Regions from separate parts of the Homo sapiens genome. Here region 2 is linked to region 1. The links are chromatin loops, found by intact Hi-C in ENCODE. Cell type or tissue: transverse colon. All regions are shown on one strand. Each heading gives the region's core, and the rest is flanking DNA. Links, peaks and the distances in the headings are about the cores only.

Region 1 (5,379 bases), core at 296-5,295:
AGAGGGATGAGGGATGAGTGAATAGTGCGAAGAAAGGATGAGTGGATAGAAGGATGGAGGGAGAGATGGGTGGATGGCTAGAGGGGCGGAACGAGGGAGGGATGGATGAATGGATGGAGAGATAAAGGGATGGGTGGATAAAGGGATGGAAGGGTAAGTGGACAGAGGGATGGAGGGATGGAGAGAGGGATGGGTGGATGGATGGGGGTGGAGGGATGGATGGATGGAGAGATTGAGGGATGGATGAATAGAGGGATGGAGGGATGGGTGGATGGAGGGATGAAGGGATGGAGGGAGGGATGGACAGATAGGAAGGATGAAGGAAAGATACAAGCAGGTAAACGTCTTCATAAGCCCACCAAACCCCCCACCTCCCCCTCAGGCATAGTCTGAGGACCTGTACTATCTCCAATGCTGGAGGCCTGAGTCCCCCCATCTGCCATAAAACCTCTGCTTTGTCTCTGACATCAGAGGCCCTGGCCAAGGTCCTCTCCTTGCCACCCTTGTAATCTCATGCCTTGGATCTCTCGTTAGTACTTTATCCCTGTGAAGTGGATTGGACCCCATACCTAGAGGGGGTCATGGGAGCCCAACTTTCTCCTCAGAAATACACCAGAAGGTTACAGACCCTTCCCCTTGGCAAACCCTGCCTGCTCTACCCAGAGATGGAAGGTGGGACGATTGGCCCCAGGTCAGCTCCAGCAACAACTCCCCACGCAGGCCTCAGTCAGTGCTCCCTGGGAATCCTCCAGGCCCTCCATCTCCCCACTAAAAGCCCTTCCTGCCCAGGACTGGGGTCACATCAGTGCCCAAACCCAGGAAGATCCTTCACCTCAGAAGTGCAGGCATCAGCCAACCAGAGCAATGCCAGCCATGAGCCAGAGTAGATAGGCAGGGGCCAGGAGGTGCGCAAGGCTGACAGGAATAGGTATAAGCTAGAACTAGCCAGCTTGGCTCTGTCTGGTTCTGAGCACTGGAGGAAGGAAGGGATTCACACCTAGGAAGCTGGAGTGGCCAAGGGTGTCTGGAAGCCTGGGCATCTTCTCTGCTGGATCCATTGCTGAACATACAGACAGAGCCAGCCCCCACTCCATGGCTCCTCAAGGGACACAGCCCAATATGGACACAAGAGACACTCAAAAACAAAACCAAGACTTCCTGTCCCCAGCTCCCTGCCTCAAGGGACCTCAAAGCACCAGGGAGCTCTGGTGGCTGTCCCCAGAATTCTGTCCACAGCTGTGTTCTTTCCCTGGCCTCCCTCAGAGAACTATTTGTGTCCCTGGCTTGTGGGCAGTCAGACTGCCTCAGGTGTCCTCCCTTCTGGAAGCTTCCATCTCCTCCACCATGCACACTCCTTCCTCCAGGGAGCATCAAAGCCACGCTGCAAAGACACAGCCAGGCCTCTGCCCGACGGCCCACCCAAGCTGACAGAAACAGGCCTTCCTGCTCTTCTCATTCTAGAAAATGGAGTGAAATGCTCCTCAGAGAAGCAAATGACAGGGGAGGCCCCCTACAAAGACAGGTCAGCCATGGGACTGCAGACAGAGCTGGCTTGGGTCCCCACTGAGTGATGTCTGGCAAATGAACTCCTCTGAGCCCCTAGTCCCTGTCCTGTAAATAGAGGTAATACCAGAATGCCTGCTATATGGCGCCAGTGGTAAGCAGTAAGTGAGGTAGTTTCAATCCTGAGCTTAAAGGGTGCACTGCACAGTAGGGCTCAACAGGCCACAGTTCTCTTCGTGTGTGTGGGTGGATTCAGGGTCTCCCTCATGGACAGCTCAGGCTCTGGGGTCAGACATCCAGGTTTGAATCCAGCCCCGCCGCTGACCAGCTGTGTGTGCCTTCAGCAACTAACTCAGCCTGCCTGGCCCTCCACCTCCTCTTGGTGATGAGACCCAGTGACAGTCCCACATCCGAGGGCCATTAGGAGGGGCCAGCATAGCATTTAACACAGCAACCGGCATGGAGTAAGCGCTCAGCGGTTCTTTTGTTATTTTTATTCCACGCCAATCACAAGCACCAGGGTCTCTTCTTTTGTTCTGGAGCGCCAAGTGCCTTGGCCCCCAGGCCCCTGAAAGAGCCAGGTGGAGGGGCCGCCCGCGCTGGAACCCTCAGAGGCTGTTTCACCAACCACACCTCCTGACCAAATCAACATCACCTGTGGGACACTTGGCACCACTGTGTCACCCATAGGGAACCAGCTCTTAAGGTCAGGTCAGGAAACTGTGCTTGCGAGTGAGTTCCCAGAACAGGAGAACATTTCCCTGAAGCTCCGCCCCCTGGGCGCAGGTGCTCTGCGAGGTGAAAGGGGAGGCAAGCTGCGGGTGCACAGCGTCTCTCTCGCTGAGGCCCCGGTGGGACATCAAACGCTTGGAGCAGGCGCAGCCACAGCTGGGATAAAGCTAGAGAGTGGAGAAACCGGCTCAAGAGAGGGCAAGTGACTGTCCCAGTGTCACAGCGCAGCCAGTGCTCGGCCACATCACATGACCCTGTGTCACTGCTTTGCTACCTTTCCGCAGGCCAGAATTCTGAGGGATCTTCCTTTACATGTATGTGCCATTTTCATCACTTTTGAAAAGGCATATATATGTTTTTTTTGAGGCAAGGGCTCATTCTGTCACCCAGGCTGGAGTGCAGTGGTGCAATCATGGCTCACTGCAGCCTCGACCTCCTCCCAGGCTCAAGCAATCCTCCCAACCTCAGCCTCCTCAGCTGGGACTATGGGTGTGCACCACCATGCCTGGCTAATTTTTCTGTTATTTTTTTTTTTTTACAGAGACGGGGTCCCCCTGTGCTGCCCAGGCTGGTATCAAAACTCCTGGGCTCAAGGTATCCTCTTGCCTCGGCCTCTCAAAGTGCTGAGATTACAGGCATGAGCCACTGTGCCTGGCTTAAAAAGACATCTTTTTGTTTTGTTTTGTTTTTGAGATGGTGTCTTGCTCTGTCACCCAGGCTGGAGTGCAGTGGCGCAATCTCAGCTCACTGCAACCTCTGCCTTCTGGGCTCAAGCGATCCTCCTGCCTCAGCCTCCTGAGTAGCTGGGACTACAGGAACATACCACCACATCCGGCTAATTTTTGTATTTTCGGTAGAGACAGGGTTTCATCATATTGGCCAGGCTGGTCTCAAACTCCTGGCCTCAAGTAATCCACCCGCCTCGGCCTCCCAAAGTGAAAAGGCATCGTTTTTATACCTACATCTGACCATTTTGTTCCTTAACTTTTTACTCAGATCATTTTTTTTAATTGAGATGACATTCACATAACATACAATTAACCATTTTAAAGTGCGCAATTCAGCGGCATTTAGTGCATTCCAAATGTTGTGCAACCATCAGCTCTCTCTAGTTTCAAAACTTTTTTATCACCCCATAAAAACACCTCATACCTATTAAGGAAGCACTCTCCATTCCCTCTCCCTCCCCCAAACCCCTGATAACCTCTAATCTGCTTTCCGTCTGTCTGGATTTGCCCCTCCCCTCCCCTTTTCTCCCCTCTTCTCTTCCCCTCCCCTCCCCTTCCCTTTCCCCTTCTTTCTCTTTCTTTTCTTTCTTTCTTCTTCCTTTCTTTCTTTCTTTCCTTCTTTCTTTCCTCTTTTATTCTGGTTATATTGTATAAAAGAAATCATCATACAATATGTAGTGTTTTGTGAGCGGCTTCCTTCACTTAGCGTGATGTTTTCAATGTTCATCTACTTGTAGCAGGCATCGGTATTTCATGCCTTTTTGTAAGTTCATCCACTTGCAGCATGCATCAGTACTGCACTCCTTTTTGTAAGTGCATAACAGTCCATCATATGGGTCTATCACATTTGTCTATCCACATTCATTCGCTGATGGACATTTGGATCATTTTATCTTTTTTAAGCATACAGAAGAGTTTAAAGATAATATAATGAACACTCATTTTCTCACTACCCAAATTCAGCCACAGGGCCAGGACTAGGGTGAGACCAGTAAAGTGCCTCCAGCACCGCACTGAAGAAGACACTCACTCTTGGGGCCTGCAAGGGGCAGGGTGGACCCTGCAAGGTCATGGCTGAGGCACCTCGCTGGCCCAAACATAGCCCAGGCCCTGTTCAACAATTTTAATATGTTGCCATACTGCAACATATTTCATTCTACAAACATTTGTTTTGCTGAACCATTTGAAGACAGGTTACAGACCAAAAAAGGCTTCATCCTCAGTTCCTTGAGTCTCCTTTTTATAGAAAACCGTGTTCTTAATATGTTTCTATTTACTATTTCCTCTTCTGTAGAAGAACAGAAGAATGTTCCCCTGCATAGCCATGGACCCATTCTCACGCATGACCACATCAACCATAATTCTATATAGTTTCTGCCTCCAGTCCATATTCACATTTCCCGATCCTCCCAAATATGTCTTTCATACGTTTCTTGTTTGGTTGGTTGACTGTTTTGTTTATTTATTTATTTATTTTTGAGACGGAGTTTTGCCCTTGTTGCCCAGGATGGAGTGCAATGGTGCGATCTCAGCTCACGGCAACCTCCACCTCCCCAGTTCAAGGGATCCTCCCGCCTTAACCTCCCAAGTAGCTGGGATTATAGGCGCATGCCAACACACCTGGCTGATTTTTGTACCTTTGGTAGAGACGGTGTGTCACCATGTTGGCCAGGCTGTTCTTGACCTCCTGACCTCAAGTGATCTGCCCGCCTCGGCCTCCCAAAGTGCTAGGATTACAGGCTCATGAGCCACTGCATCTGGTCTTGTTTACTGTTTTCACCAGGGTCCTATGTTGTTTCCCACAGCACTTGTGGAATTGGGGCCTCTTTTATGCTAAAATATCCTCAAATTTTATCTCCAGACCATTGACTTTTTGAAGAATCCAAACCTTACAGTCTTATAGAATGGCCCACACTGTAGATTTGCCCTATTATTTTCTTTTTTTAAAATAAATTTTTTTTGTGTTTAAATAAAATTTTTTTGTACATTTTTGTAGAGTTTTTTTAAATAAAAATTTGTTTGGTGGGTGCATGTTTTGAATGCACTAAATGCCGCTGAATTGCACACTTTAAAATGGTGAATTTTATGTTATGTGAATGTCAGCTTTTTTGTCAATTTCTTTTCTTTTTCTTTTAATAAAAATTTTTTGTCCTACTATGTTGCCCAAGGTAGTGTCAATCTCCTGGCCTCAAGCCGTCTTCCAGCCTCGACCTCCCAAAGTACTGGGATTACAGGTCCAGCCCGATTATTTTTTCTTGTTGTCATTAAACCTGTTCCTCCATACCCTGTAAATCCTGTGATCTGAAAGTTGGGACTAATGCCTTAATTATATCAGGCTAAACACTTTGGCAAAAATACCCACAGGTGATACTGTCTTCTCATCACCTTACATCAGGAGGCCTGAGATGTCAGCTTG
Region 2 (5,379 bases), core at 75-5,074, 870 kb before region 1:
CTCTTCTTCCCTCCCTAAAGGTTCTGGGGATTCAGCCTGTTGCAACTTCCTCATTAACCCTTTCACCCATCATGGTGCTCATGGTGGGGTTCTGTCCCTGAGCCTGGCTGGGGAATGGAAAGAAGCCTCTCAGCATGCCACCACTCCCCTCACCGTTCCCAAAGACAAGCACTCTGGCCATTTGCATAATGGGGGCTTTATCACTAATCAGAGAAGGTAAACACACCAGGCAACAAAACAGTAAGCACATAGAAAGGCAAAGTTTTCAGAAATCTACAAATCCCTGATGCCGCAGGCCCTCACACATGGAGGCCCTACTGGACTTATTCTTTCTGTGCCAGGCTGGGTGAAGAGGACAGGAGCTAGCAGCTTTGATCCGCTCTATCATCACACTTGCAGTTTCAGGGGACTTCCAGACCAATCAACCACTCACTCCATCCCCTTTGCCTACCCCAACGCTAGCCCCTCTGTCCCAGCATTGTCTGGATCTCTACTTTGTCTTTGCCTGTCTCTGAACTGTGGGCTCCTTGAAGGGAAGAAGAAAGGTATTTTCTTCTTTCCTGTGTCCTCAGAGCTATCATATGTTTCCAAGAAGGGGATGGGGAAGTTTGGCCTCAGGTGTGAGGAGTAGTTGCCTGGGTCATTGGCTCACAGTGGGGGTGTTTCTGGGGTCCATGCAGTTACTCAGATGGTGCTCACCTTGCTGGGCTCTGTCCTACTCTCTCCTTCTTCTAAAGCATGCTTCTGGGGTGTGACAGGTACACTCAGAGGGATAGCCATCAAAGTGCATTCCTAGCTTATCCTTCCTTCCATCGAACTGCCTGCTGAGTGGTTTGCCCCAGTAAGAATTCGCCAAGTTCTTGTCTTAATTCTATTCTATTACACCTCATAAAGGTTGTAGCCCAAACGACTCTGAGTTTCAGGACCACAAAGCATCAGTATAGGAGGAAGCCTTGGAGAGTGTGTGGTCTGTCTGAAAAAAAATAAGTGGATAAAAAATGGGATGGTGCCTCCTCAAACATGAGTGTCTTTGTCAATGATCCCACTAGCCTTCTGGGCCACAGCCAACATGGAGGGCTAAGGTGGGCATGGTTCTAGTGCAAGTCCCTGAACAGGTACACGCCATCTGTCAGCAGGCATCTGCAGATGTTCAGATTTGGGCAGCCTGGCAGAAGATTTTGGGGTGCAGGCGATGGTTGGATTTTTCAGATTAAGCTTTGAGGTTTAACTACCCATAAATGACTTCAAGGTCTATTGCATGCCACCATTTGTAAATTGGCTGAAGTGGAATGTGAATTGTTGGTGTTTGAGGCTCATAAAAGGGAATGAGATTTGGCCTGGGAAGGGTCTTGTCCATTGACCAGTATCTCATCCCAATTTGCCCTCAAGTGTTCAAACTCATGAATGATAACCAAGAAAGCCAACTACTGGGGTTGTGGGTAGCAGTGTGGAGGAAGAGGCCATGGAGAATAAGAAAGTGAAGATTTTAAGCCAGAAAATAGAAACTTGAGGTAACTTAAGCTTTTCTTTTTTCTTTTTTTTTTTTTGAGATGGAGTCTCACTCTGTCATCCAGGCTGGAGTGTAGTGGGGCAGTCTCAGCTCACAGCAGCCTCCATCTCCCAGGTTCAAGCAAATTCTCCTGCCTCAGCTTCCTGAGTAGCTGAGATTACAGGTGCACAACACAACCCTGACTAATTTTTGTATTTTTAGTAGAGATGGGGTTTCACCATGTTGGCCAGGCTGGTCTTGAACTCCTGAACTCAGGTAATCCACCTGCCTTGGCCTCCCAAGGTGCTGGGATTACAGGTGTGAGCCACTGTGATTGGTCATAATTTTCAGGTATATATATATCTGAAATAAAAAATATATATATATATATTTATTTTACCATATGAGATAAGTTGTGTTTTATACTATGTCTTAGTCCATTTTCTGCTGCTATGACAGAATACCACAGACTGGGTAATTTATAAAGAAAATAAATTTATTCATTACAGTTCAGGAGACTGGGAAGGCCAAGGTTGAAGGGTTGGCATCTTGCAAGGGCCTTCTTGCTGTGTCATCTCATGGTAGAAGGCAGAAGGGCACAAAAGCCCAGGAGAGCAAAAGAGAGCTGAACTCACTTTTATAACAACCCATGCTTGTAATAATGAACCCTTTCTCATGATAATAACATTAATCCACTCATAAGGGTGAAGGCCTCCTGAATTAATCACCTCTTAATTATCCCACCTTTTAACACTGTCATGATGGCATTTAAATTTCAATGAGAGTTTTGGGAGGGACTTTCAAACCACACCATGCTGGTATTAGTAAATTTGGAGATTCACAAAATCTTTGGGATATATTCTTTGGAAATGTTATAGTAAACCTAACGCAATAGCAAAAATCTAGAAACAACTGAAATATTCCTCAGTAAAAGTGGTTATACAATAGGATCAATACATAATGTTTATATTAACAATTAAGCATGATATTACTGATATGTACTAAATATATTATGGTACTTTCATACTATAGAATGTATTACAGTTGTTAAAAAAATTTAAGTGATGGTTTAATAAATGAAAAAAGCAAGGTGCAGAGAAGAATGTGTTAGTATGAATCCAAATCCATTTATGAATTTCTTTTAAAAGCTTATGCACATTTATCTCAGGAGAGGCTCCATTTTTTTATTCTGGGAAGATACACAGGAATCTGTTGATGAGGGCTACCTGCAGAATCTGCACATCAACTCTCTGAGCCTCCGTTTTCTCACTTGTATAGTTGGCTTTGTAATCTCATATTCAGGATGTTTGTTAAACTCCAAAGGGACACCTCCTGGGCATAGCCAGCCATAGAGCCTAATAGAAACAGCAGCTATTGGTGTGTGCTCGAGGCAACGTGATGGGGGGACGTTCCATGACCTCTGCAGTCAGGCAGATTAGGGATTGCTACCCTCTACTTGTATGGATCAGAGGGGAGCTGTCTCTTGCTTCTGAGCTTCAGTTTTTTGTACAAATTCTTAAATGTAAAGATCCTAACGTAGCCCCTGGAATAGACCATGTGTTAGTTCTGCTTCTGCACAGCTGTGGAAGTCACACTCTGTAGGACTTCCTGACAACTGACTGTGGGCAAAAGGGTGCTTCCTATGAACCCTCCTGGGGCTCTGCTGAGCCTGGAGGCCCCCCTCCTGACTGGCAACGGAGAGAGGCCTGCTCTGGGAAGTGTTCCCACCCATCAGGCTCCTCACACTTCACTGGCTAGTGGATAGCCTTCCGGAAGCAGGCCTAAACACCCAAAATCAATTTGCTAAAAGCCAACTTGCCAAACGATCAATTCACTGAATGACTAATTTGCCATAGGACTAAGGATTTGTTTTCTAAATTTCAGTTTCCCTGTGGCTTTGCACAGAAGTTCTGGTTACAGAATTTTGCATGAGCGTCAAAGTTTAGATGCTGAGCCCAACTCCAGCACTCAATATTTTATATAGAAAGGATAGACTTGCCCCATCTCTCAGCCTCTGCCCCTGAATCTGCCTCTTCTCTGCTTTTTAAGTAAGTCTTTCTTTCAGATGCAGTTTCTATCTTCTCAAAAGTTGTTTTTTTCCAACCTGGCCCTATGTTTTCTTATGAACAGACATCAGCGATGATAGTAGATTTTTTATGGAGTAGGGGCCCAGAACTTAGCCCTAAGGAGGTTCAATACCATGCACTGGGGTAATTAGTGGAATAAAAGAAAGGGACATTTCTTGCAAATGTGAGTTTGTGATCTACGACTTATATCTACTTATTGTTATTATTTATCATTTTAATTTAAGTTGTAATAGACATTGAAATAGCATTTCAAGGTGAAGAGATCTATTTATTTGTTTATTAGATTTTAGATTCTGAAGCTTAGTTTAGAAGCATCTTATAGCCAGCACATAAGTGGATAAAATGTGTAGTCACTCCAAACCAGTAGTTTAAGATCTTGAGTTATTTTAACCCTTGATTTCCCTACATTTCTTATTTATTTCTATCTCCATGTCTATCTACCTAACCTTATGCCTATACCTATCTATGAACAGGCAATTCAGAAAAGCAGACTGATCCCAAATGTTTTCATATGCTTTGGAATGTGTGGTACTTTTTTAATTTCTAGATTTTCCCTCTTAGTAGTCTTCACTTACATCTGCACCCATTTCATATACTTGTACCTAGTAAACGTTAATTAGTTTTCTTATTAACTTTTTCATCAGACCACCATGGTCTCTTGAACAGAAAACTGTGCGGTTGACCTCTGGGCAAGTTAACTAATTTCACTGAGACTCAATGTCTTCATCTGCAAAGTGGGTGCAAAGTGGCCCATTCCTCGGGGGTCTCAGTTTTCTCATCTGTTGCATGGGATAATAATCTTGTCCCTGGACTGCTACTCTACCAGGAAGGTTGTGAAGGGGTTTATGATAAGATAGAGGTTGGAATGTTATGGGTTGAATGTTTATGTCCCCTCAAAATTCATATGTTGAAGCCCTAAACCCCAGTGTGACTGTAATTGGAGATGGGGCCTTTAAGGGAATAATTAACATTGAATAAAGCCATAAGGGTCGGGCCCTGAACTGATGGAACTGGTGCCTTTGTAAGTAGCAATCTCTCCCTCTATCCGTGTGTGCTTGTGGCAAGGAGAGGCCGTGTGAGAACATAGTGAGGAGGCAGCCGTATACAGGCCAGGAAAAGGCACCTCCCCAGAAACGGAATCCACTGGAACCTTGATTTTGGACTTCCAGCTTTCAGAATTGGGAAAAAACAAATTTCTGTTGTTTCAGCTGCCCAGTATTCTGCAGTATTTTGTTATGGTAGCCCCAGCAGACTAAAACAGAATGCCTGATTCCTGAAATCACGCCATCATTCTAGGGGTGTCTGTCTTGGAGCCTGGACTGGGAGTCCTGGGCCTGAAAGCCTGAGAGATGGCAGTGTGGGAGAGGCCACTTTCTAGGCAATGGGGAGAGAAGGAACCATCTCTTGGGAACATCAGCTTCTTTTGGGACGCTCCGCTCTGGGCTGCCTGTCCCTAGCCTCCATGGGCCAGGCTGACTGTGGACCCATCTCTCAGAGTAGCAAGGATCCTAAGCTCTGAATACTCAACGTCATCACTAGATTCCTGTTTAAAAAGTCTATTGAGCGGAAATATATGGAGTTGTGCTTTCTTAAGAAAAATCCAACATTTCTTCTAATGTTTGGTGAGGGAGCTGCTGAATGTGTCCTAGCACCTTGTGAACCCTGTGTCCTTGCCCCTCCATGTTCTGGAAGTCCTGGCTTTGCAAAGCCAAACAGGGGTCTTTGATAGCCAATCACTCTTAGCTCAGATTCGCATGAAAGAACCTGGTTTTGCCCAATGCCACACCTCCAGCCTCTCCTCCA

What was found. A loop is a pair of places that touch in the nucleus more often than their neighbours do. Peaks named below come from ENCODE experiments on the same cell type or tissue, not always from the same donor. Only the 100,000 strongest peaks of a DNase experiment are listed, where the experiment ranks them.
Region 2: it touches region 1 in a loop (16-fold over the local background); 31 of 110 quality-filtered maps call a loop at or near these places.

Annotation. Positions count from the first base shown.
Region 1 is chr15:70,450,097-70,455,475 of GRCh38, forward strand. No RefSeq gene overlaps it. Among named protein-coding and RNA genes, the nearest start is that of LINC02205, 53 kb to the right of the region's middle. In transverse colon, for the core only: no CTCF peak of the experiment used is centred there; a DNase peak (open chromatin) is centred at 2,259.
Region 2 is chr15:69,580,713-69,586,091 of GRCh38, forward strand. No RefSeq gene overlaps it. Among named protein-coding and RNA genes, the nearest start is that of PCAT29, 8.8 kb to the right of the region's middle. In transverse colon, for the core only: no CTCF peak of the experiment used is centred there; no DNase peak of the experiment used is centred there.